2 separate regions of the Homo sapiens genome follow, and region 2 is linked to region 1. A link is a loop called in an ENCODE intact Hi-C map of the cell type or tissue named here. Cell type or tissue: dorsolateral prefrontal cortex. All regions are shown on one strand. Links, peaks and the distances in the headings refer to the core of each region. The heading gives the core; the rest is flanking DNA. Region 1 overlaps PRKCB (protein kinase C beta). Region 2 overlaps PRKCB (protein kinase C beta).

Evidence for each region. A loop is a pair of places that touch in the nucleus more often than their neighbours do. Peaks named below come from ENCODE experiments on the same cell type or tissue, not always from the same donor. Only the 100,000 strongest peaks of a DNase experiment are listed, where the experiment ranks them.
Region 2: it touches region 1 in a loop (2.7-fold over the local background); 2 of 110 quality-filtered maps call a loop at or near these places.

The regions. Positions count from the first base shown.
Region 1 is chr16:24,110,821-24,123,187 of GRCh38, reverse strand. It overlaps PRKCB (protein kinase C beta), which reads right to left. Exons shown (of 17, transcript NM_002738.7): 8 at 10,119-10,215. Among named protein-coding and RNA genes, the nearest start is that of MIR1273H, 86 kb to the left of the region's middle. In dorsolateral prefrontal cortex, for the core only: no CTCF peak of the experiment used is centred there; no DNase peak of the experiment used is centred there; H3K27ac peaks cover 4,633 bases.
Region 2 is chr16:24,205,147-24,217,513 of GRCh38, reverse strand. PRKCB (protein kinase C beta) reads right to left here. Exons shown (of 17, transcript NM_002738.7): 17 at 1-2,856. The coding sequence ends at 2,698. Among named protein-coding and RNA genes, the nearest start is that of MIR1273H, 8.2 kb to the right of the region's middle. RefSeq lists an enhancer at 8,370-8,929. In dorsolateral prefrontal cortex, for the core only: no CTCF peak of the experiment used is centred there; DNase peaks (open chromatin) are centred at 5,675 and 8,543; H3K4me3 peaks cover 1,214 bases; H3K27ac peaks cover 2,248 bases.

The DNA.
Region 1 (12,367 bases), core at 2,497-10,496:
TGGCTCAGGGAAGCCCTCATCGATTCTCTCTGTCTGCACTAGGTTCTCCTCTGATTTTCTTCCTTCATCCACTTCTCTTCCCATAAATACTGGAGGATAACTGCCTGTTCACTTGTTTCCTTCCAATAAATTGGAGACTGTTGTGGACACGGAATATTTCTCATTCTCCATGGTTTTCCTGACAACTAGTATAGTTCCCAACTAAATATTTGTTGCATAAATGGATGAGTGAGGGCCACGTGTGTCCTCAGTGCAATGGGAGAGGGACTCCTTGCCATGAGCTGTGGAATGGGGCTCAGAGTGGCAGCAGGTGCTTTGGAATGAGGCAAAAACTGGAAGCCATGAGTGGGAGACCTGCAGCTGCCAGGACTTCGTTACTGGATTCACGTTTAGCAGAGAGAAAACTGTGGAGTTAAAAGCTCATGTGTGGCTGGGCACAGTGGCTCACACCTGCAATTCCAACACTTTTTGATGCTGAGACAGGAGATTCGATTGAGGATAGAAGTTTGAGAACAGCCTGGGCAACATAACAAGACCCTGTCTCTACAAAAATAAAGAAAGTTAGCCAGGCAAGGTGGTGTGCACCTGTCATCCCAGCTACCTGGGAGGCCAAGGTGGGAGGACTGCTTTAGCCCAGGAGTTAGAGGCTGCTGTGAGCTATAATCACACCACTGCCCACCAGCCTGGGTGACAGAGTGAGATCCCATCTCTCTCTCACTAAAAAAAAAAAAAAAAAAAGCCTCGTGGTAGAATCCTCTGACATGAATCAGCTGTGTGGCCCAGAATACATCAGTTAAGTCATAACATTCCTCTGCCCAATATATATACCATCCCATTATTCTCAAAGTAAAAGCCAAAGGCCACAGATGACTGAGCCCCTCTGATTTCAGCCTCCTTTCTACTTCCGCACTGGCCTCCTTGCTGCTCTCTGAATGCACCAAACATGCTCTTACCCCAGGGCCTTTGCACCTGCTGTTCCCTCTGCTCAGAGCACTCTTTCCCCAGAACTCTCTCACCTCTGATAAGAGGGCTCTTCCCTGAACACCCTACATAAAATTGCTCTCAGCAATCTCCATCCGCCTTACTTACTTGATTTTCTCTAAAACACTTGTCACCATCTTACAAACCATATATTTACTTGTTTCCCAATTTATCATCTTTCTCCTTATACCAGAATGTAAGCTCCCCAATGGCAAGGATTTTGTCTGTTTTGCTTTCCACTGTTTCCCTGGTACCTAGAGGAGTATGGCACAGAGAAGGCACTTAATTTGCATTTGGTGATTGAAGCTTCCTAAACATTCATCACCTTTTCAAGACATGGAGATGATGACATGAAATGATGTATCACAGAGTCCTTAGTATCATTCCTGGCACACAACACATGCTCAGTGAATGGTAGCTATTATTATTGTTGCATTATTTGGTTGCTTTGAAGATAAAGAGGCAAAATAAATCTTTCCAAAGTTTTGAATATCAGGGAAGATTCATTCATTCATTCAAAAAACATTTATTGAGGCTGGATGTGGTGGCTGATGCCTGTAATCACAAAGCTTTGGAAGGCTGAGGCAGGACTGCTTGAGGCCAGGAGTTCAAGACCAGCCTGGGCAACACAGCCAGACCCTATCTCAAAAAAAAAGTTTAATTAGCTGGACATGGTGGCAGTGGGCCTGTAGTCCCAGCTACTTGGGAGGCTTAAGGCAGGAGAATCCCTTAAGCCCAGGAGTTGGAAGCTGCAGTAAGCTCTGATCACTGTATTGCACTCCAGTCTGGGCAACAGAGCAAGACTCTGTCATAAACAAACCAACAAACAAATCAAAAATTCTTGTTGAGTACCTGCTACATGCTAAGTGCTCCTCTAGGTGCTGAGGATACATCAGAGGGCAAAATGGATACAGATACTCTGAAAAAACGTGCATTCTAGCTGGGATTGGGTCCTCCATACTGTGTCCAAAAGGTATGTTGGGGTTGCTGAAGTAGATAAACTGGTATTGGCAGCAGGAACAGCATTTATGGAACAGAGGGGAAGACACATTCAAGGAATGAAACATCGTCTGGCTGGATCATGAAATGCAAGGCAGATATGGCACAGGAGGCAGACAAAGTGTTGAAAGGACCTTAAGAAATTCAGGCTGACTATGAGCATGACAGACAGCCTTTGAAAGGTTTGAAGCAGGGCTATGGTATGACCATACATATTTAACAGGTCACTCTGAGTGGAGAGGAGACCCCCCAGCACGTGGGCTGAGTGATCACTAGGAAGTCACTGCATTATCAAGGAGAGAAATGATGAGCCAGGCATGGTGGTGTGTGCCTGTAGTCCCAGCTACGCGGGAGGCTGAGGTGGGAGGATCCCCTGAGCCCAGGAGTTGGAGGTTGCAGTGAGCCATGATTGCACCACTGCACTCCAGCCTGAGTGATAAAGGGAGACCCTGTCTTAAAAGAAAAAAAAATGATGGACTCAGTTGTCTGCAGTGTAGACTGAACAAAGTGGATCTATTTGGGAGACAGACTGACCCCAGATGGGTAGCAGATTGGGCAAGGGAGAAGGGAGATTGGAGATGAAGGACAGCTCCCCAGCCTCTGTTCTGACCAACTGGCAGGATGCTGGTTGTTTCCACTGAGATGAGAAGAAGCGGAGGAGGAGCAAGTTTGGAAGTGTGGGGAAGAGGGTGGGCAGAGATGACCGGTGTGATTTCAGGCATGTTGAGATCCCCTCTTCCCCACAGCAGCTTAAAACTTCAAGGTTTATTTCTCCCTCATGGGGTGCATATTCCACTGTTACCATATAGGAACCATGGCTAACAAAGCATCCGCCATTTTCTCTTTATTCATGTTTTGAAACTTGAGGTGGGCACCGCAAAGTGCACCAATCTCACGTGCACAGTTCTGTAGATTTTGACAAATGTGCACACCCATGTAACCCAAACCCCAAACAAGACGCGGAACATTTCCATCACCCTCCAAAAGTTCCCAGTCGACGCCCCCCGCAACCCCCGCCACTAAGGCAATCTCTGTTCCAGTTTCTATCCCATAGGTCAGTTTTGTCTGTTCTTGAATTTCATCTGAACAGCATTGTAGAGTGTGTACTCTTGTGCCTGGCTTCTTTCACTCATCAAAATGTTCTTGAAATGCATCCATGTTTTTGCATAAATCGGTAATTTGTCTCTTTGTATTGCTGAATGGCACTCATTGTTGATGTTTATCCCGTCTCCTGTGTACAGGCATTTGAGTTGTTTCCCCTTTCGGCCTACTAACAACGCTGCTGTGAATATACTTGGTCAGTTTACTTTGCAGTAAGATATGTTGAGGTTTAACCCAAGTGTAAATACCCAGTAAGCAGTTGTATACATGGGTTTGGGGCTTGAGCAAAGATATCTGGACTGGAGACAGAGATTTGGGGTGTAGAGGCAACGAGGGGGTAGTTAAAACTACAAGGTCATCTTATTTGCAATGGAAACTGCAAACAAAAGAGCCAGGGTAGGACAGAAGCCGTCTCACCTTTCTCGGGCTATGTCCTCACACCCTCCTAAATCATCACCCCCAAGCTGGCCTGACCCAAACACTTTCCCTACTCCCCTCCCTGCTGCCCCATCACCTTAGCACCATGTGTCCTGCCTTCTTTGAATCCTGGCTCAGGACCCATCTGATTCACAGTCTCCATTCTCCAGACTGTGAAGATCCAAGTCCTGCCTGCCCCAGTTCCCATTTCCCATCCTGGGAACTTTCCCATCCACCTGCGGGTCCCAGCACACACTCCCCATGAAACGTGAGCACGGACCTCAAACTTCCTGATTTCTTCATTTGACTTTGCGTAGTGGACAGATAAGGACTTTTTTGGGGGGGTGGGAAGAGGGGTTGATTTTTTCCTTGTCCTTCAAGGAGCAGCTAACAGCCTCATCCCTCAGCACTAGAAACTCCCTTCTCTCCTCTGAATCTGGGGCTGGCACCCCTCTTTCCTCCCTCCCTCCCAGCTTGCTTTTATAACTTTTCTCATGGGCATGTTAATTTAACTTCTAGAATCTAGATCAGAAGTCTAATAACCCTGGAAAAAAAAAAAAAGAAGTCTGATAACCCTGTTGGTCTGGTCTGCACAGAGTTTGTTGTCATTTTAATATTTAATTAGTTGCCAACTGTTGAAAATTTGGAGATATGAAAACCCAGATCCCCAGCTTCTTTTGAAGAAGGGGATCTGCTAACACTGGGTGATGCCAAGCTCTTTCGCCTTCTTGTTGTTTGCCTGGCTCCTGAAAACACCTGGGTTTGTGGCCCCTACTCAGTGAGCCTTCAGAGGACAGGAGCCCTGTCCTTTGTCCTTTGAAATATCCCATTGTTCCAAGGGGACAATGCCTAGCACACACTGCATCAAAGAGCGAACATTTTAAAATTGAGGCACAAATTAAACTCGTCCTTTATCTTGCTGTGTGGGATGTGCTTTCAGAAACAGGAATACACTAATGGTTGCCTTTTCATGTCTGCGATTTAGAGCCCTAGAACTCAATGCTAAGAGAGAAAGCAAATAGCATTTCTGAGCAAAGAGCCAAGCCACCTTCCAGACAGCACGAGGGGACAGTGGAGAAGCCCTGGCAGCCAGACTCTGGGCTCCACTCCCGATGATGAATGCCTGTCCTGGCTAAAACTGCAGATTCCTCTGCCACTCCACCCCTACAAGGAACTACTACAGGCACTCCCAGCTACCCAGCAGTGGGGCAGGGACCTCTGTAGGCTAGGAGTCCCTGTAGATTTTCCCTAACCTCCAAGCAGCCCTTCCAAAGCCCAGAAAGAGGATGTTCTGAGCTTTATTTATCCCGAAGGGGGAGACAATAATTATAACAACCACCATGATGCTAGCATCTAACATCTGGATATGTATGACATGTGAGACACTCTGCTAAACGCATTACCTCATTCAATCCTCACATAACCTCATGAGGTAAGAAGTGCTATAATTCCCCATTTTACAGGTAGGGAATCAGAAGCTCAGAGAGACAAAGCAACTTGCTTACAGCCACTCAGCAAGGAGGTGGCAGAACTGGGATTCAAATCTAGGCAGTCTGGCTCTCAAGCAATCACACTTAACCATTAGGCTACATTGCACAGGTACAATCGCTGGTGTTCCTCCAAGACACCACCAGCATGCTGCTCTCTACACCTAGGGCTGCTAACAGCAAACACCTGTGATTCTTTGCCTGTAGCTTATTTTCTGGTTATAGGAGCGGGCACAGCGCACAGGGCACATTGAAAGTGCGGGTGAGTGGATTTCCCTGGGAGCAGCCCTTAGCCTGCAACGGAAGGGGAGCCGACGGATAACCCCTCAGCTTCCTGTCCCTTGATTGGGAAATTCTGAGGCATGCATTCCGCGCTGACTTGAGAGTTCTCCAGCAGGGTTAAACCCTAGCTGCCCACAGCAGTAGTCTGCTTGATAATACTTACTTTCCTGGTTTCCCACCTTTTCTGGCAATGCTTCCTTATTAACTTATGGTGCTTCCAGGATCACCTCTCAAATAAAGTACTTGCACTTGAATCCTTATAGTCTGTTTCTGGGAAAACCCAAACCCAGGACAATGACTGGCTCTGGGACCTTATAAAGTTACTTAAACCTCTGTGGGCTTCAGTTTCTTCATTTGTAAAAGTAAAATAGCGTGATAATAGTACCTACCATTCTAGGTTGTTGTAAGGATTAAATTACCTGAGTTAATATTTGCAAAGCACTTAGAATCATAAATGGCACACAGTAAGCACTTTGTTATACAAATAAATTTTAAGACTCTGAGAAATCCCACTGTGCGCCATCCAAAATGGAGTCTTCTTTTCCAAAGCCCACGGTCGACTGAAAGCCCCCTAAGCAAACAGCCAGCTCTGATGTTCTGAAGTATACCACGTGTGGTAACTGCGCCAAGCTCACACTACCATGAAATTCTATTACCCCAATTCTAGCAGCTCGATTTTACTGTCACTCAGAATTCCTCCAGATAAGAGGCTTGAAAGTAATTTCTGAGTCATTCCGGGTGCTAATTGGTTATCGCCCAGGGATTACATTTCTCATGTTCAAGGTCAACTGAAATTCCTCTGTGAGCCTGAGAACAATTTTCGGTCTGTTGGAAACATTTTTTTAAATCAACAAGTACAGTATGCAGCGATTATAATTCAGGCATAAACAAGCATTTGCAGGCTCTTGCTAGAAAGAAAGGGACACAATTTCTTGCATGCGGATAAAACAGTCTCCTATTCCAAGCCAATTACTGGCCCAGACAAATGCTCTGTTTGTGTAGCAAATCTTTTCCTTGGTGTTCTGAAATGTCACCCCAGCTGCCCCAGGACAGAAAAAAATCATTTTGCAAAACTGAGACTTGGTTATATACAAGAAAATACTGGCCTTGTGTTTTTCACCCGTAATAGTACATTTCTATAACAGCAGCAAATGATACCACTTCATCAGCAAGTTGGGGGAAAGAGACAGAAAGTGTTCTCTGGAAAGACTGCCTTCCTGTCTTAATTTTTATCAAACAGTATCCAGTTTTTAGTTCTACTTGGAGGGAAGGTTCTTTTTTCAGTTCACTTGGGCTTGAGTCCAAGACTTTGGGAACAAGCCTCTGTTATCAAGGTCACTGGAGAATGACTGATAAGCTCAAGGCCAATGTGTCTGTTCCACTTGTTCCCAGGAAGGGAGGACCCCACTGGGTCAGAACTATCACTATCTTCCAGCATGTCGGGTGGGCATAGGCTCAAGACAAGGAATTTGGGAATACGTAAGTGCTATTTCTTTTTTTATTTTTTTTTAAATATATATTTTTTAATAATAGAGGTAGGGTCGCTATGTTGCTGAGGCTGGTCTCGAACTCCTGGGCTCAAGCAATCCTCCTGCCTCAGCCTCCCAAAGTGCTGGGATTATAGGCATGAGCCACCGTGCCTGGCCCCTAAGCGCTATTTCTATCAAGTTGAGGGGAGAACAAACTTGATAGTTTGTTTCTTTCAACAAACAAACTTGTCCTTTATCTTGCTGTGTACGATGTGCCCTCAGAAACAGGAATACACTCACTAATGGCTGCCTTTTCATGTCTGCAATTTAGAGCCCTAGAACTCAAAGCCCCGTAACCAAACAGAGGCAACCAACTCTGACGTACTGAAATATACCACGTGTGGTAACTGGGCTCTTGGGATAAATGCTAAAATCCTTGGGATATCACGCCTGTAATCCCAGCACTTGGGAGGCCGAGGCAGACGGATCACGAGGTCAGGAGATCGAGACCATCCTGGCTAACATGGTGAAACCCCATCTCTACTAAAAATACAAAAAATTAGGCAGGCGTGGTGGTGGGCACCTGTAGTCCCAGCTACTCGGGAGGCTGAGGCAGGAGAATGGCGTGAACCCAGGAGGTGGAGCTTGCAGTGAGCCGAGATCTCACCAGTGCACTCCAGCCTGGGTGACAGAGAAAGACTCTGTCTCAAAAAAACAAAACAAAACAAAACAAAATCCTTGGGATAAATGCTCTTGGGTAAATGCTCTTGGGATAAATGCTAAAATCTTTGGGATAAATAGTCTTGGGAAAAATGCTCTTGGGTAAATGCTCTTGGGATAAATGCTATCCTTGGGATAAATACTCTTCGGATAAATGCTAAAATCATCGGGATAAATACTTTTGGGATAAATGCTCTTGGATAAATGCTCTTGGGATAAATGCTAAAATCCTTGGGATAGATACTCTTTGGATAAATGCTCAAGTCCTTGGGATAAATACGCTTGGGATAAGTGCTCTTGGGTAAATGCTCTTGGGATAAATGCTAAAATCCTTGGGATAAATATTCTTGGGATAAATGCTAAAATCCTTGGGATAAATACTCTTTGGATAAATGCTAAAATCATTGGGATAAATACTTTTGGGATAAATGCTCTTGGATAAATGCTCTTGGGATAAATGCTAAAATCCTTGGGATAAATACTCTTGGGATAAATGCTAAAGTCCTTGGGATAAATACTCTTGGGATAAATGCTAAAATCCTTGTCAAGGCCAGCACAGCCCTACGTACTGTGACTCATGCCTACTTCCTCAGCCTTTCCTTGGACTCTCTTTGGCTTTCTCTGCTCTACCCAGGCTGGTCTTCTTTCAGTCTCACATTGCTGCTATATAACCCCCAACCACAGGGCCTTTGCACATGCTGTTTGCAGAACAGAATACATTTTCCCCTCTTTTTACATGGTAAACTTCCATTGCTGTTTCCTTCCTGACACCTCCCCATTCTCTCAAACTACGTGACATTTCTCTTGTACATGTTCTCAAGGTACCTGACCTCTCTTTCCCAGGACTTTACATGGTCTTTACACGTTTTTTTTTTATTTGTGTGTGTCATTATTTGATGAATAACAATAATAAAAATTAATTTCATTTTAGCTATGCTATTATATACATTTTTGGGGAGTTAGTAGGCCATCATGGTTTATCTAGAATTGATCATCTCCCACCAGACTCAGTGTATTGAGTTTGTGGGAACAAAATAATGTGCTTTTCCTCAGGAAACTACTAAAATCACTCAATGCACATATAATGTAAGTATTCAAACCTATCTTCCCCCAAACATTTTCTTTGTAAAGCAAGGATGTGTCCTATACACCTGCTGCTCTTAGGTAGCTGAAAATGGTGTTTATTTGTCCCCGTAGAAGGAAAGGGATTTATTTCAGGTAGGAGCAGAGCCAGCAATGTAACTCAAGGTCACAGCCAAGGGCTTTCCATTTGATAAAACTATTCTCTGGGAAGATCTACCCCCAGGGTATTTCATGAAGTCATTAGCACAATCAATTCCATTCGTTAACTATATAGCATCATTCTGTCAATAGAGCCAATCCAGATTCCATCCATCAGCAAGCCTAGTTGACTCAGCCTCCAAAATATATCACTTCTCTGTCTACTTATTTTTTTTTTTTTTGAGATGAAGTCTCGCTCTGTTGCCCAGGCTGCAGTGAGCCGAGATCGCACCATTGCACTGCAGCCTGGGCAACAGAGCATTACTGATCATGCAGTGGCACAATCTTGGCTCACTGCAGCCTCTGCCACCCAGAGAAATTCTTGTGCCTCAGCCTTCCGAGTAGCTGGTATTACAGGCGTGCACCACCATGCCTAGCTAATTTTTTTGTATTTTTAGTAGAGACTGGGTTTAACCATATTGGCCAGGCTGGTGTCCAACTCCTGACTTCAAGTGATCTGCCTGCTTCAGCTTCCCAAAGTGCTGGAATTACAGGTGTGAGCCACCGCACCCGGCCCTCTGTCTACTTCTTTCATTCACCATGACTACCATTCCAGTCCAAGTCACCATCAAAATGGTGGGCAGTGAATGAGCACTTTTGAAGAAATGTCTAAGCCTGAATGCAGACAGGGAAGCAGGAATAACTTCATAAGGCAAGGGCATTTAATTGGGGTCTTGAAGGATTAATCAGAGTTTTCTAGGAGATAAAACAACCTTGCAAAGGCTCAGAGTCATGAAAAGTCTTAGTAGAAACCATGCCATAAACAGGAAAATCAGCACAGCAGCAAACCTAACTGGTTCCCACTGATGAAAGAAAGGAGATGAAGAAAGAAGAGAGAGACAAGAGAGAGGAAGAGAGAGAGAAAGGGGAGAAAGAATGAAAAGAGAGAGGAAGGAGGAAGAAAGAAAGGAAAGGGGGGAGGGAGGGAGGAAGGAGGGAAAGAAGGAAGGGAGGAAAGGAAGGAAGGAAGAAAGGAAGAAGGAAGGAGAGAGAAAGAAACAAAGGAAGGACAGAGAGAGAAAGAAAAGAAAGAATGAGAGGGAAAGAGAAAGAGAGAGGAAGGAAGGCAGGAAGGAAGGAAGGAAAAAACAAAGAAAAGGGGGGTAAAGAAAGCAAGCAAGAAAGAAAGCAAGACAGAAAGGAAGAAAGCGAGAAAGCAAGCAAGAGAAAGCAAGAGAGAAAGGAAGAAAGCGAGAAAGCAAGCAAGTAAGCAAGAAAGAAAGAAAGGAGAAAGAAGGAAAGAAAAGAGAGAGGAAGAAGGAAGTAAGGAAGGAGAGAAAAAAGAATAAGAGAGAAAGAGAAAGAAAGAGGAGGGAGCAGGAGGAAAGAAGGAAAAAAGAAAGAGAAAAAAGAAAGAAGAGAAAAAGAAAAGAAACCTCACCTCAAATTTCTGCCGCAGTTCTTCATTGGCCTCACTTCCTTCTGGTGGCACAGGCACATTGAAGTACTCGCCTTCCTCCTGGCTCAGTAACTTAAACCTGAAGGGAGACAAGGGGGTGGGACACATTTCATGACTCGACTCGGTATTATTTTATTGATCAGCATATGAAAAGGAGGCCTATATAAAGCTCTACTTGAAAAAATATACGTTGAGGGTTTTTTGGTTTGTTTTGGTTTGTTTTTCAGTATGTTGGGTGGGGGTAGTGTGCATGGTACACTACCAGGTACACTATGTATTTTTGTAACTCTTCCATGGACAGCAGAAAAAAAATGTATATCACATGTACATAGGAGGCAAAGTTCTCACTCTCTCTCTATACACACTTACACAGTTTTCTTAGTTATATCGTTAAATTACTGTATATTTTTACCTACTTTTTGTCCATTAAGTAGTTTCTTATTCTGAAAGAATGCTATGAAGATCCCTCATCGTAAATTTCTTGTTGTTGTTGTTATTGTTGTTGTTGCTTTTAGAGATAGGGTCTCACTCTGTCACCCAGGCTGGAGTGCAATAGTGCAATCACAGCTCACTGAAGCCTCGAGCTCCTGGGTTCAAGCGATCCTCCTGCCTCAGCTTCCTGAGTAGCTGGGGACTATAGGCATGTGCCACCATGCCCAGCTAATTAAACAAAAAAAAATTTTTTTGTAGAGATGGGAGTTGGCTATGTTTCTCAGACTAGTCTTGAATTCCTGACCTCAAGTGATCTTCTCACCCTATCCTCCCAAATTGCAACCCCCACTGCCTGACTGTAAATACACTCTTGTCATGCTCTTCCAGCATTTCTACCTTTCACCCTACATAGGGTGCATAGGGTGCCACTTTGCCATCCTGGCACTCAACTGCATTTAGGTGACCATGGACTTGACTTCATGATGCTATTTTCTCTGCAAAAGTTTTCCCAAAATGTGCTGTAGTCAGCCTTTTTGAGAAACGGCATCCCTTAGTGGTTAAGCGCACAAGCCCTGGAGTCAAACCATGTCTGGGTGCAAATCTCATCTCATAACCTTAGACAGGCTGGTTAGCCTCTCTGGGCCTCTGTTTTTCTCATCTATAAATTGGAATACAAATTCCTTTTTCATAGAATTCTTGTGAAATTGAAATGTAATGACGCATGTAAAATGATAAGCACAGCACTTGGCATTCAGCAAGTATTCAATTAGTGGCATCATCATGATTATTATTACTGTGACTAATGTCATTATTATTATTTTAGAGACAGGGCCTTGTTCTGTCACCAAGGCTGGAGTGCAGCAGCACAATCATAGCTCACTGCAGCTTTGACCTCCTGGGCTCAAACAATCCTCCGGCCTCAGCTTTCAACTAGCTGAGACTAAAAGCACATCCCACCACACCTGGCTGTTTTTTTTTTCTTTTTTTTCTTTTCTGGCAGAGATAGGGTCTTGCTATGTTGCTCAGGCCAGTCTTGAACTCCTGGGCTCAAGCAATCCTCCTGCCTCAGCATCCCAAGTAGCTGAGATTATAGGCACATCCCACCATGCCCAGCTACTACTAATATAATAATAAACATGGGGGCTTCAGTTTGTTTCTTGACCACAAAGATTTTTTCATCTAGTAAGAGGATGAGATGAGTGTGAGGAAAGAAAAGGGACATTCTAAAAGCATTTGAATCAGTGGGAAAGAAAAAAGACCCCAAAACTCCTCGCTCTCAAAGATCATTCCTAACCAAAGTTTAAAATTTTCATCACAATGTTTTCTCTCCATTCACGAATCTTCTTACGCAGCTTCCAAAAATGGGCTAGGTGATTCAAAGCAGAGAAGACAATTTGAGCCTCTACGCCTCCACATTTAATATTCCAAATTTTCTTCCAAAATTCCACGGAAATTACCAAAAGAAATATAAAAACAAGAGAGCATCTGTATCTTTGCTGGAAATCGAGAAGGGTGCTATCCACACAGCAGGGACTTCCAGGGATTCCTACAAATTAAAGTAATAGAAAGAAAACAGAGCTATTTTGGGTAAACTTTAACTTTATCCATTCAGATGCTACCTTTGTGGATTTTGCTAGATTTGTATATCAGCGTTGAAATATCTGTTTTACTTTTTTAATAATAAATTTAATTTTAAAGGACACTTTTTATTTCTTCCTTGGAAGGAAATTCAATATCACTTGTTACAAATAGAAAATAATTGTTAAAAACAAACAAAACAAAACAAACAAAAAGATAAA
Region 2 (12,367 bases), core at 4,308-12,307, 93 kb before region 1:
TCATTTCTTTGAGGTTGATAGCATCTGAAGCCATGTGAAAACAGTAGCACTCATCCAAGGAGGGTTATTAATTCTACTGACCTCCCATTAATCCCCCAAGAAGGTCCTTGTTGCTATGGCCCTGTCCTCTCTTCAAAAAGCTCTGTTTCTCAGTTTCTTCTGCACTGGAAATGTGGATAGAAAAGGAAGTGGTAGAAATTCTGACTTTCCATGGAAAGTTTCTCTAAAACAGACTTTGGCTTGAGTATCTATTTCTGCAAACTATTAAACTTTTGAAAAATAATGGCAAGAATTTGGAAAATGTTGAGTGCAGTATTTATAACACTATATTCCTTCCTTCCTTCCTTCTTTTCCTTCCTTCTTTCCTTCCTTCCTTTCTCTTTCTTTCTTTCCTTCTTTCTTTTTCTTCTTTCTTTCCTTTCTTTCTCTTTCCATTCATCCTACATTGTTTTCTAAAGTTGTCTCAGATCATTTGTCAATGGCCTAGTGTTTCTCCATGGTTTTTATCTTCCTGAGAGCATGTCCAAGCAAAATGGGATCATGATCCAACCACCAGATAAGGGCCTGTTGGTGGGCCTGGCTCAGAGATGTCTGCTGCCTTGCTACAGAGCAGAAAGCACCCTGCACTTTCTGGACAGGACACCCAGGTTTTTATCCCAGCTGACTGACTTTGGGCAAATTCCTTCCTCTTTCCAGATGCCAGTTTCTCAACAATAAAGTGAGGGAGCTTTGCTCCGATTTCCCTCCTTCTCTTACTGCCTAAACTTGTCAGATAGAACTTCAAGTTTGCTTCACCTTAGGTCCTGATTGCCACCACAGTGGGGACAGCAGGGACGGTCCCCAAGCCTGAAGCAAGAAGAGGACAGAGAAGGATGAACTGCAGGAGACTTTGCCTAAGCAGAAATCCAAACCCCATTTTTCCCTAAAGATGAGGCATCTTACTTCAAGGACATTTGTCAAGTTGTTAAAGTTCCCTTGATGGTCTCTCAGAAGCCCTGGAACTTCTGGAAATCACTTGAACTGTGATAAGAATTCTCCTTAGAGCTGCCTGAGAATAGCAGGACACGGCAGGCGAGGAGGGGGAGTCACCTGCTGCCTTAATCCTCTCAGACAGAAATGAAATTTCTCCCACCGAAGGGTTTCCTTGGGCTTCAGGGAGCTCACAAAGCTGCTTGCTAGAAAGAATATTTAGTCCAAGCTGGGAGGAGTGGTGATTTTGATAAGAAAATCAAGAGCCCCATTCACGTTCCCAGCTGGTCTCTAAACTTGACTTTGGGCTCCAGTATCCTCGTTGGCTCTGGCCAGGTCATCCCACCCCACTACAGCCCACCAGCAGCCCCTGAATGGGCCACAGCCCCCGCCCCTCCGAGTGGCTGAACACTGGGGCCAAGATTAAAGCTCCGCAGTTAGTTCCTTTCTCCTGAGTTCCCTCCTCAGTTCCCACTTTGTAGTTTAGGTCCACGTTTCTCAAAAAGAGCAGTTTTCCTTGAAATAGTATTTCTTCTTCTTTTCTTTTTTTTTTTTTTTATTGTATCTCGATGCTAGAAGAAAAATGGCACATAACAGAGATCCAGATACAAATGAACATTTCCACAAACATCTTGCAAAACAACATCAAAGTGAGGAATACAACCATCTTTGTTTCAAGAAACGGTGTCTTTTTCAGAGCACTTAATTAGCTTTCTGAAGCCAGTAACAAACCTAGATTTGTAACAAATCCCATTCCCACAGGCCTGAGTCTGCTAGGCTCCGCAGCCGTCTTCTTGGTTAAATCAAAGCAGGTCGTCATTGTGGTTAATAACATTTGAATACATATTTTAAAGCATGTGTAACAATGTGAGTCACCTTTTTTTTTCTTTTTTTTTCTTTTTTTTGCATTTGAACAACAACAGAAACAAAACCCCAAAGCAAATAAAGTTTGAAATGTAATGTAAAACCAGGGCCCTTTGGGGGCCTTGCTAGAGTGACTGTGTTGTTTCAGAGAGTGGTGCCAAATGCCCTTTTCAAGTAGTTTGGGGATGAGGGTGAGCAAAGACATAAAGTATCAGAAACTACAACACTGAGGTAGCACCCAAGCTGGTTGCCCTTTGACCCCTTGAAGTGCTTTTAGATTGAGACCGTCTAAAAGCACATTCTTGGAATTTTAGAACTTTGATCATCTTAACTTTGAGTTTACAAAAATAACAGATAACATTTTATTTTGAGCATGTTCTTTTCAAGGTCTGGTGCCTCCAGAACAGGTGAAATAGAGGGATTCCTCTTAGGCAAAGCAACCATACACTTGGATACAAGCCAAGCTCCAGGCCCGGAAGTGGAAGAGTACCGCTAACATCCAATTATCCACAGATTGGATGGTTGGGGGTGAATATGGCAGTGCAGAAAAAGAGGGAAAGAAAGCAGGCATTTTCTCTCCCCATTGGGTCTACTTAGCTGACATGCTGCGGAAAATAAATTGTAAGAGGACTTTGATAATGTGTTAATTATGCAGCTGCATTTTCCATAGGCCATCTGCATAATCCCATCTCATAGAGATGCTCCAAACTACCTGAGGACATTTGGGTTCTGAAACACTGTCACTCTAGTCTCATCAGAAAATCAAACATGGATGCAACTTGGCAATGAAAAACATAAAAATGTCACCACAATAGCCGTTGAGCTTGAATGACAGAAATGAAGGACGGAGATCTACACATCTACTTAGCTCTTGACTTCGGGTTTTAAAAATTCAGAGTTAACAAAGGAAAATCCTTCGAATTCTGATTGGTCAATATTCCTGATGACTTCCTGGTCGGGAGGTGTTAGGACTGGTGGATGGCGGGTGAAAAATCGGTCGAAGTTTTCAGCATTTCGCCCACACTATGAGAGGGGAAGAAAAGAACTTGTGGTGGGTGGGAAAAAAAACAAAAACAAAAGCCAAAATAAAACAGAACCTAGCATAATTGGGTGTGCTTTTCTCCATTCCCTTCCCTTTCAGAAACTCAGAGAGGTTGTTTCAAATGATCAGAAATGAGAGCAACATAAAATGCAAAATTCTCATGACCTTTGGTGCACGACCTTGGGTTCCCGACCTTCAGTTTTTGTAGCTCATGAGCTGCTCCTGGTGTCCTTCTGGCCAGTCAGGAGATGGATGGCAAAGGCATGAGATGGTGGGGCCAGAGGCATGTGGCATGTCCCCCCAACCCACCCCGAGAAGTCAGCCAAGCTCATCTGTTGGAAAACATGGGATTAAGGCACCTGAGATGTTTCAGGTGGTGCAAGATGCAAAGTAGTGACCCATTTATACATCACCTGGGAGATCCCAGTATTTATAGCAGCAGACCCCTCAAAGTGCTGTCCTCCAGCTCTCAATCAGGAGCAGTGGATGTTTTCCAACTCAACAGAATACAATTTATAAACTCCAGCCACTGGAGGAAGATCCCAGTGAAGATCTGGGTTTGATGCTTGCAACGCCTGGGCAACCACGAGGCCCCTGGTTAGCTGGATCAGTCACTGAACATCAAATGCAAGGTGCCAGGAGGTAAATTCAGCCATTCCCTCTTCAATTAGGAAGGAGGGATGTGGGAGGAAATACAAACCATTGTTTGGTGAAGCAATCAGGTTCTAGAGAGAAAACCATTGCCATTTCTCACCCATCCTGCTGGTGTTTCTATATTAAAAAGGCCCCCATCTGAGGCAGAGTTATAACACATATGTGTATGTACATGTCTGCAAATGTGTGCATGCATGCATGGGTGCTCACACCTGTACATGCTAATTCCCACCTAATGAGAAGGGGCAAACCGCTAATTTGGGGTTCCTTGTTCTTTGCCAGCAAAACCCATTTGCACAAAAGCTCTATGTGTTTTCAACACAGTATCTCTACGAGGTAACCACAACCTAATAGTATAATAGTAGTAGGAGTAATAACAATTATGACTGCTGATATTTATTATGCATTTGCTATATACCAGTGCAAAATGCTGTTTACTGGAAAGTTCTTTACTTGCATTACCTTATTTAATCTTCCCAATGGCCCTATGAAGTGGGCATTATTATGATCTCCATTTTATAGATGACGGAACTGAGACCACGGAGACTATGTAATTTGTTCATAATCTCAGCAAACCAATAGCAGAGCAAGATGAACCAGGTCCATCTGACATCAGAGCCCAAGTTCCTGGCTCCATTTTTACAAGTACAGTGACTGGGCGCAGTGGCTCACGCCTGTAATCCCAGCACTTTGGGAGGAGGAGGCGGGTGGATCACAAAGTCAGGAGATCGAGACCATCCTAGCCAACATGATGAAACCCCGTCTCTACTAAAAATATAAAAATTAGCCAGGCGTGGTGATGGGCACCTGTAGTCCCAGCTACTCAGGAGGCTGAAGCAGGAGAATAGCTTGAACCCGGGAGGCGGAGGTTGCAGTCGGCTGAGATCGCGCCACTGCACTCCAGCCTGGGTGACAGAGCGAGACTCTCTCTCAAAATAAATAAATAAATAAATAAATAAATAAATAAATAAATAAATATACAAGTACGGTGGCAGCCTGGTGGCTGACTAACTAATGAAGTGGGGAAGGGGCCAGCGGGAAGACAAGGATGGGGATGATGAAGTCTCTGGTTTGAATGACAGAGACTGTGGTTGTATGAACTGAGACAGAGAAAGTGTGAAAACTGAGAAAGATGATTAATTCCATTTTGGATAACGACTTTGAGAGGCCAATGAGAGTCCTGGTGATGACCAGAGGGAGTCAGAAGCACAGGTTCTGGGCCAGGCGTGGTGGTTCACACCTGTAATCCCAGCACTTTGGGAGGCCGAGGTGGGCAGATCACCTGAGGTCATGAGTTTGAGACCAGCCTGACCAACATGGCAAAACCCTGTCTTTAAAAAATTAGCTGGGCATGGTGGTGCATGCCTGTAGTCCCAGCTACTCAGGAAACTGAGGTGAGAGAATTGCTTGAGCCAGCGAGGTAGAGGTTGCAGTGAGCAGGGATTGTACCACTGCACTCCAGCCTGGGCAGTGATTGAGACCTTGACTCCAAAAAGGAAAAAAAAAAAAAAAAAAAAAAAAAAGGAAAAAAAAGCACAGGAGGAGAGAGGTCTTGAAAAACCTTTTTTTTTTTTTTTTTTTTAAAGCACAGAATATGGGGAGTGGAAAGAGATAACAAGAGTAATAAAAACCAGTGAGCACTTTCAATGAAACAGACATTTGCCAAGTGTTTTTGAATATATGACCTTTTTCATTCATGTAAAAACTCTGTGAAATAGGTGTTTTATTTCCATTTGCCCATGATAAAAATGCTCCTTAAAGTGTCTTAGGACAGCAGGAGGAGAACCAGGAGAGAACAGTATCAGCCAAGCTAAGGACTGGGAGAAACCCCAGGTGAAGGGCATTGGTATAACTAAAATATCTTTCAGAGGTCAAATAGGAGAGTTGCCGAAAAAGGATCATTGCAATTGGCAACTGGGGTGATACTGATGAGAAATGGAGGGCTGCCACTGAACTTCAGTTGCTGGAGGAGTGAAGGTACATTGAGAAAGTCAAGAGGTGCACGCTCTTCTTCAAAGCCTTTTTGTTGAGGGAAGCAGAAGTATTTGCTGTGCATGCAAGGGACTTAGGTCTCCAAGAGCCTCTGCCTCCTGCTCACTTCTTATCTGAGTAAAAGTGAGTCTGGGGCCGGGCGCGGTGGCTCATGCCTGTAATCCCTGAACTTTGGGAAGCCGAGGCGGGTGGATCACCTGAGATCAAGAGTTCGAGACCAGCCTGGCCAACATGGTGAAATCCCATCTCTACTAAAAATACAAAAAATTAGCCAGGCGTGGTGTCAGGTGCCTGTAATCCCAGCTACTCGGGAGGCTGAGGCAGGAGAATCACTTAAACCCAGGAGGCAGAGGTTACAGTGAGCTGAGATGGCACCATTGCACTCCAGCCTGGGCAACAAAAGGGAAACTCCATCGCAAAAAAAAAAAAAAAAAAGTGAGTCTGTAGACTGAATTCAAACCCTGGCATTATGCTACCCACTATCTGTGCAACTCTGGGCAAGTTCCTTAAAGTTTCAGTTTCCTCTTTTGTAAAATGGGAGCAATTTTAATTCCTATCACACTGGGGTTGTGATATGAGGATAAAATGAGAGAATGCAAGTAACAGGTACTGAGTATGTGATCAACGCATCATGGCTCCAAGTATTATTTAGTTCCCATTTTCTACTACAAATCCCTACAGACAGACAGCGTATGTTTCCTATAATAGGGCATTTGCATGGTGTTTAAGTTTTAAATACTAAGGAAACAGTCTTGAATTTTTAAAAGACTCTTGTCAGACTTAAGGAAACCTATTTGTCATTCCAAGCTAAATTGTTTCTGCTGTTTTTGTTATCTTGGCTTCAGGTCTCAGAAAATGAGAACTCTCTGACATAGTATGAAGACCTGGGGTCTTTTCTGCTGGCCAGTGGAGGGAAGCTCCCACAGAAGGATGACCCCTCGGTAAACTCACTGTGGTTAGAATTGTTGTCCAGATTCATTCATTTGTTTATTCATTTTCTCATTCAAGACGGATTTACTGAGCACCCACTACATGCCAGGCTCTGTGCTAGTAGAAAATGATACAAAATCCATGCTTCATGGAACTTACATTTTACTGGGGAAGAGAAGCAACAAACGAGACTGTAACTGTAAATGTGAATATATGTTTTAGTGCCAGAGGGAGATAAGTGATGTGAAGAAAAATAAAGCCAAGGCCGGGCAGGGTAGCTCACGCCTATAATCCCAGCACTTTGAGAGGCCGAGGATGGTGGATCACTTGAGCTCAGGAATTCATGACCAGCCTGGGCAACATGGTGAAACCCCGTCTCTACCAAAAATACAAATATTAGCTGGGTGTGGTGGTGCACACCTGTGGTCCCAGCTACTCAGGAGGACTGTGGTGGGGGGATCACTTGAGCCCAGGAGGCAGAGGTTGCAGTGAGCGGAGATCAAGCCACTGCACTCCAGCCTGGGCGACAGAATGAGACTCTGTCTCAAAAAAAAAAAAAAGAAGAAGAAAGTCCAGGGGATGGAGTGAGAGTGATGCCATTTTCAGCTTGGAGGAAATGGCCTTTGAGCAAGACCTCAGTGAAGTGAGAGAGGGTGCCCTTTGGATGTCGGGAGGAAAGGCATGCTAGGCAGAGGGAGCAGCAAGTGCAAAGGCCCCAAGACAGAGCTCACCTGGCACAGTCACCAAGCAGCAATGAGGTCAGTATGGTATGGCCAGAGCAGAGTGACCAAGGGGCCACACAGCGGGCCACGAGCCAGAGCAGGGTCCTTGATGGCCATGTAAGGACAGTGGATTTTCATCTCAGCTAGATGAGAAACTGCTGGAGAATGTTGAGCCCTGAATGATATGATGACGTATGTTTTGTTTTTATAATATTTCATTGTTTTAGAGACATGGTCTTGCTCTGTTGCCCATGCTTGAGTCAGAGGCATGATCACAGCTCACTGCAGCCTCAAACTCCTGGGCTCAAGCAATCCTCCCACTTTAGCCTCATGAGTAGCTAGGACTACAGGTGTGCACCACCACGCAGGACTAATTTTTTTTTTTTTGTAGACACAGGGTGTGTGTGTGGGGTCTTGCTATGTTGCCCAGGCTGGTCTCGAACTCCTATCCTCAAGTGATCCTCCCACCTCAGCCTCCCAAAGTTCTGGAATTCCAGGTGTCAGCCACCAAGACTGGCCCTGATTTACATTTAAACAGGATCACTGGTGTGGTGTACAAGGATAGATTAAATGAGCGGGGGACAATAGTGGAAACAGTACAACCAGTGAGGAGGTGGTTATGATAATCCAGTTAAGAATGATGGGGGCTTGAAGGAAGGTGATTGGTGGAGGGATGGAAAGATGCATTCGGATGTGGGGTATATTCTGAATTCAGAGTTGACAAGATTTGCTGATGGATTGGGTGTGGGGTATGTGAGGAAGAGAGGCATTGTTGGTGACCCTGGCATTTTTGGCCTGAGCTATTTAGTAAGAGAGGAACACGAGGAGGAGATCCTATTTGAGGGGGGAAATTTAGTATTTGCTTTCCTTTTTGATAAGTTCAAAATTCCAGAGGACACGTCAAGGAGTCCCCTCAGCTGCAGTGTGGGGATTGCAGAGGTTTGGGGAGCTAGATTGGTGGCCGTGGCATCGGGGAGAGACTGCCGCAGTCATCCACAGGAGAGGAATGGTGGCTTAGGACTGTAGAAAGGGGAGGCAGAGCAGACAACAAAGAGGTGATGGTGGCAGGGACTGCTGGTATGGCATCCTGGTGTGACTATAAGGCAGACCCGTGCGTGTTTTTCTTTGGCCTGGGTGTTGGAACCCAAGCCAGCCAGTCTAGGAAGCACATTTGCTGAGACACAGAGCATCTTCAGGGACCATTTTTCTTTAAAAACCATCAATTTCCCATCCACACCAGAAGGCTGTTTCTTCGCCTGGGCCTCCCCAGAGGCTGTGATGGGAGACAGTGAAACAGCTTCTGGCAGCTCCACAACCTCCCCCTCCCTCTCCCCACTCCCTCCTGCCTCAGAGAACAATGAAATCTTTAAGTGAGATAGCACAGAGGAGACACAAGAACAGGGATTAACCAAGGGGGTGCGATACAGAGGGAGCGTGATTTCCCTGCTAATCAGCAGCTTACAGGGCTGGCAGATCACAGCCTCCCTGTTAAGTGTTTCTGTGTTTTTCAAATGGAGCTGTCACTGACCATTAGCTTCAGGAGCGCTCCCTAAATGGAGACGTCAGCCCTTGGGAGACACAGCCCAGATCAGTTTCCTGCCTGCTGTGTCCTTGAAGTATGGGCAGCTCAGTGGCTGGGATCTAATTAAAAACGCACCATGGATTGCACCTGCCTCTCTGGCTTGTCTTGGGTGAACACTTCAGCCTCACTCAGCTTAAAAAAAAAAAGAAAATCCGACTCCCTTGTCATCAGGGTACATCAATGGGGCTCCTGGAACAGGAATGGGGGCCAGAAACCAACTGGGTTATTTAAACCACAAGCACCTCTTTCAGGATTAAGGAGAGGAGTAAGAAGGTTGATTTGTTGAATTACGCTCCTGAATTTAAGAATCTAGACAGTTTGAAAAGCTTATCTGTGACCTGTTACACGTAAGCTCTTTTTCTTTTTCTCTTCTCTTTTAATTTCTGTTTCATTGAATTAATAACAGAGTCTTGCTGTTGAATGTGGAGTTGGCTTGGTCACCACTGCCACAGGGATCTCTTTTTTGTTTTGTTTTGTTTTGTTTTTTGAGACAAGGTCTTGCTCTCTTACCCAGGTTGGGGTGCAGTGGCGTGATCATAGCTCACTGCCACCTTGAATTCCAAGGCTCAAGGGATCCTCTTGCCTTGGCCTTGTGAGTAGCTTGGGACCACAGCTGCACACCACCATGGCCAGCTAAAGGGATCTTTTAAAGACGCTGACTGGAGTATGCCATTTCCCTGCTCTTATCTGCAATAGCTCCCCATTGCCCAAAGCCCACACTCCTTAGCATGGCTTAAGGGGCCATTTAGGACCTGTTCCTGGACACTTGGTCAATGGCCCCTTCCCTGCCTGTGTCCCCCACCCCCTGAGACACCCTCCAGCCATACTGAAGTATTTCCAGTTCCTAGAACACTCATGAACTCTTGGAGGTGACTCCAGGCCCTTGCACAGGCTGCCTCCTCTGCCAGGAACACTTGCCTTCCACTCCTTCTCCACTCATCCAGCTATCTCCTGTGCATCCTTTCTGTCTCCAGAGCAGTGTCACTTCCTCCACGAGGTTTTCCCTGACCTGTCCTCTATACTCCTGGATTTACCCCATCAAAATACAGGGTGTTCATCAAAGAATCGTCAGAGGAAAGAAAAATTGGGAATCTACTATGGGCCAATAGGGAAAACAGTTAAATAAATAATGATACATCTATTTGATGTATTACCATGCAAAACATTCTTAAAAATTAAAAGAAGATGTAGAAGAATATTAAATGACATAGTTATATAATTACTAACAGTGTGTACAATATCTTCCCATTCTATAAATTATATACACAAATGTATACGTAATATCTGTACACATTTTATACACAGGCTTATGGAGATTCGAAGAATTACAGATGGTTTTAATTTTTTCCTTTTCCCCTTTATGCTTGATTATATTTTAAAAATTTACATAACAATCAGGTATTGTTATTATTATTTTGTAATAAGAAAAGAAGCTGTGAAAGCTATTTTAAATGAGACAGCAATTATCATGGAAGAAATTGAAAAATAGAAATAAAGAGAATGGGAGTATTTGGGTAAATTGTTAAGGTTAGCCTGATGCTACTTTAACATGCTTCATCTTAGTAAAACACTCTAAGGCAGCAGGAGGATCGCTTGAGGCTAGGAGTGTGAGACCAGCCTGGGCAACATAGCAAGACCCTGTCTCTACAAAAATTTAAAACTTCTCAGGGCATGACGCCACATGCCTGTAGTCCCAGCTACTTGGAAGGCTGAAGTTGGAGGATTACTTGAGCCCAGGAGGTTTAGACTGCAGCAAGCTATGATCGTGCCTCTGCACTTCAGCCTGGGTGACAGAGTGAGACCCTGTCTCAAAACAAAATGAAGCAAAAAAACTCTAAAACAAGTGGCTGCTTTGACGTGTATTTTGGTGCTAAGGGATAATAAGGAAGGCTAATATTTGGCTGTTGTAGATCCTCTGCCGAGCAGCATGCTGGACTCTGGCGATACATAAGAGGGTACCTGTTCTTGTCCCCGTTGAGCTTAAGATCTAGCAGAGGACACAGATGCACACACAGGCCACTGCATGGGACCATGGGACAGGTGCTGCCATTGAGCACAGAGGAAAGGAACCCAAGAAGGGCCAGGAACTCTGTCTGGAGGGAGTGACATCTCACTTGAGTGGGACCTGCAAGAGAGACATTGCTTCTTTGGAGGAGGAAAGGAAAGAGCCTGGAGAAGAAATGGAGGTAAAAAGAGGGCATGGACAAGGTAAGATGGTGGAGGAGAGGATAAGGCTCCTCCCTGCTGTCTGTTGCCTAGCCGACTTTGATAACATGAGGCTAGTGGCTCAGGGGAGCTACCTGCCCAGCCTCCATCAAGACACCAGGACACCTTCAGGTTAACAAGACCAGAAGGTCACGATGAAAAGACATCCAAGCTACATAGCCTAGGCAAAAAGACAAGCGCATCTTTCTTTTTCACATGTGCACATCCAGTGAAATGCAGGGTCGTTCCTATGCCTTCCAGTTTCCCACAGCCGAATACAGGAGGGACCCACTCCAGGGAGAATCAGATGCTCAAAGCTGCATACATATTTGATCATTTTAAAAAGTCATTTGTGGTCTGGGTTTTGGCAGAAAAAAAGAGAGATTTAAGTCTCCTTTTTCTGCTAATAATGAAGGTCCCTTACAATCAGGGATCTTTTATCTCTTATGTTTATTTAGGGAGGAAGTCAGTAGGAGAGGGGTCTTTTGTGTTTGATACTAAGTCTGTTTTGTTTTGCTCTTGCTTTTCTTAATTTTCATTAAAAAATAACATCCAGTGTTTTGATTTCCTCCAGATCTCAGTTTAAATGGCACCCTGTCAGAGAAGCTGTTCCAGACCACCTTCAAATAAAGAGGATTCTCATTCTTCCCTCCTGTTATTCTCTGTCAAGATATCCTGTTCATTTCTTTAACAGAAATAAAATCTGGTATATCTCAGTCTATAATTATTAATACATGTTCATTCTCTGTTGATTGTCTATGTTCTCATCTAGACTGTAAGCCACATGAGAGCAAAATCACATCTGTTTTATTCACCACTGCGTTTCTAGAACCCAGGGATGAAAAAAAATCAAATGGACAAATAATAGTGTATGTTAAGCACTAACTATGAGCCAGATACTGTGTTAAGTGTTTTGCAAGCTTTACCTCCTTTAATCCCCCCAAAAGCTCTATGAAGTCCTTGCTGTGCAATGAGAAAATGGGTTTAGTTTAAGTATCTGACCACGATTTGATCCTAGATTTGACAAGAGATCCAGACTCTTCTATCAGTCTCCTACATTTATCGCAGAAACAAACAAGCTATTAAAAAGCACCAAGATGCCAGGCATGGTGGTGCCATGCCTATAATACCAGCACTTTGGGAGGCCCAGGTGGAAGGATCACTTGAGATCAGGAGTTTGAGACCAGCCTGGGCAACATAGAGAGAACCTGTCTCTACAAAGAATTTTTTAAAAATTGGCCAGGCATGGTGGTGCATGCCTGTGGTCCCAGCTGTTCAAGAGGCTGAGGCACGGGGAATCCCTTGAGCCCAGGAACTGGAGGCTGCAGTGAGCTATGACTGTTCCACTTCACTTCAGCCTGGGTAACAGAGTAAGACCCTGTCTCTAAAAAAAAAAAAAAAAAAAAA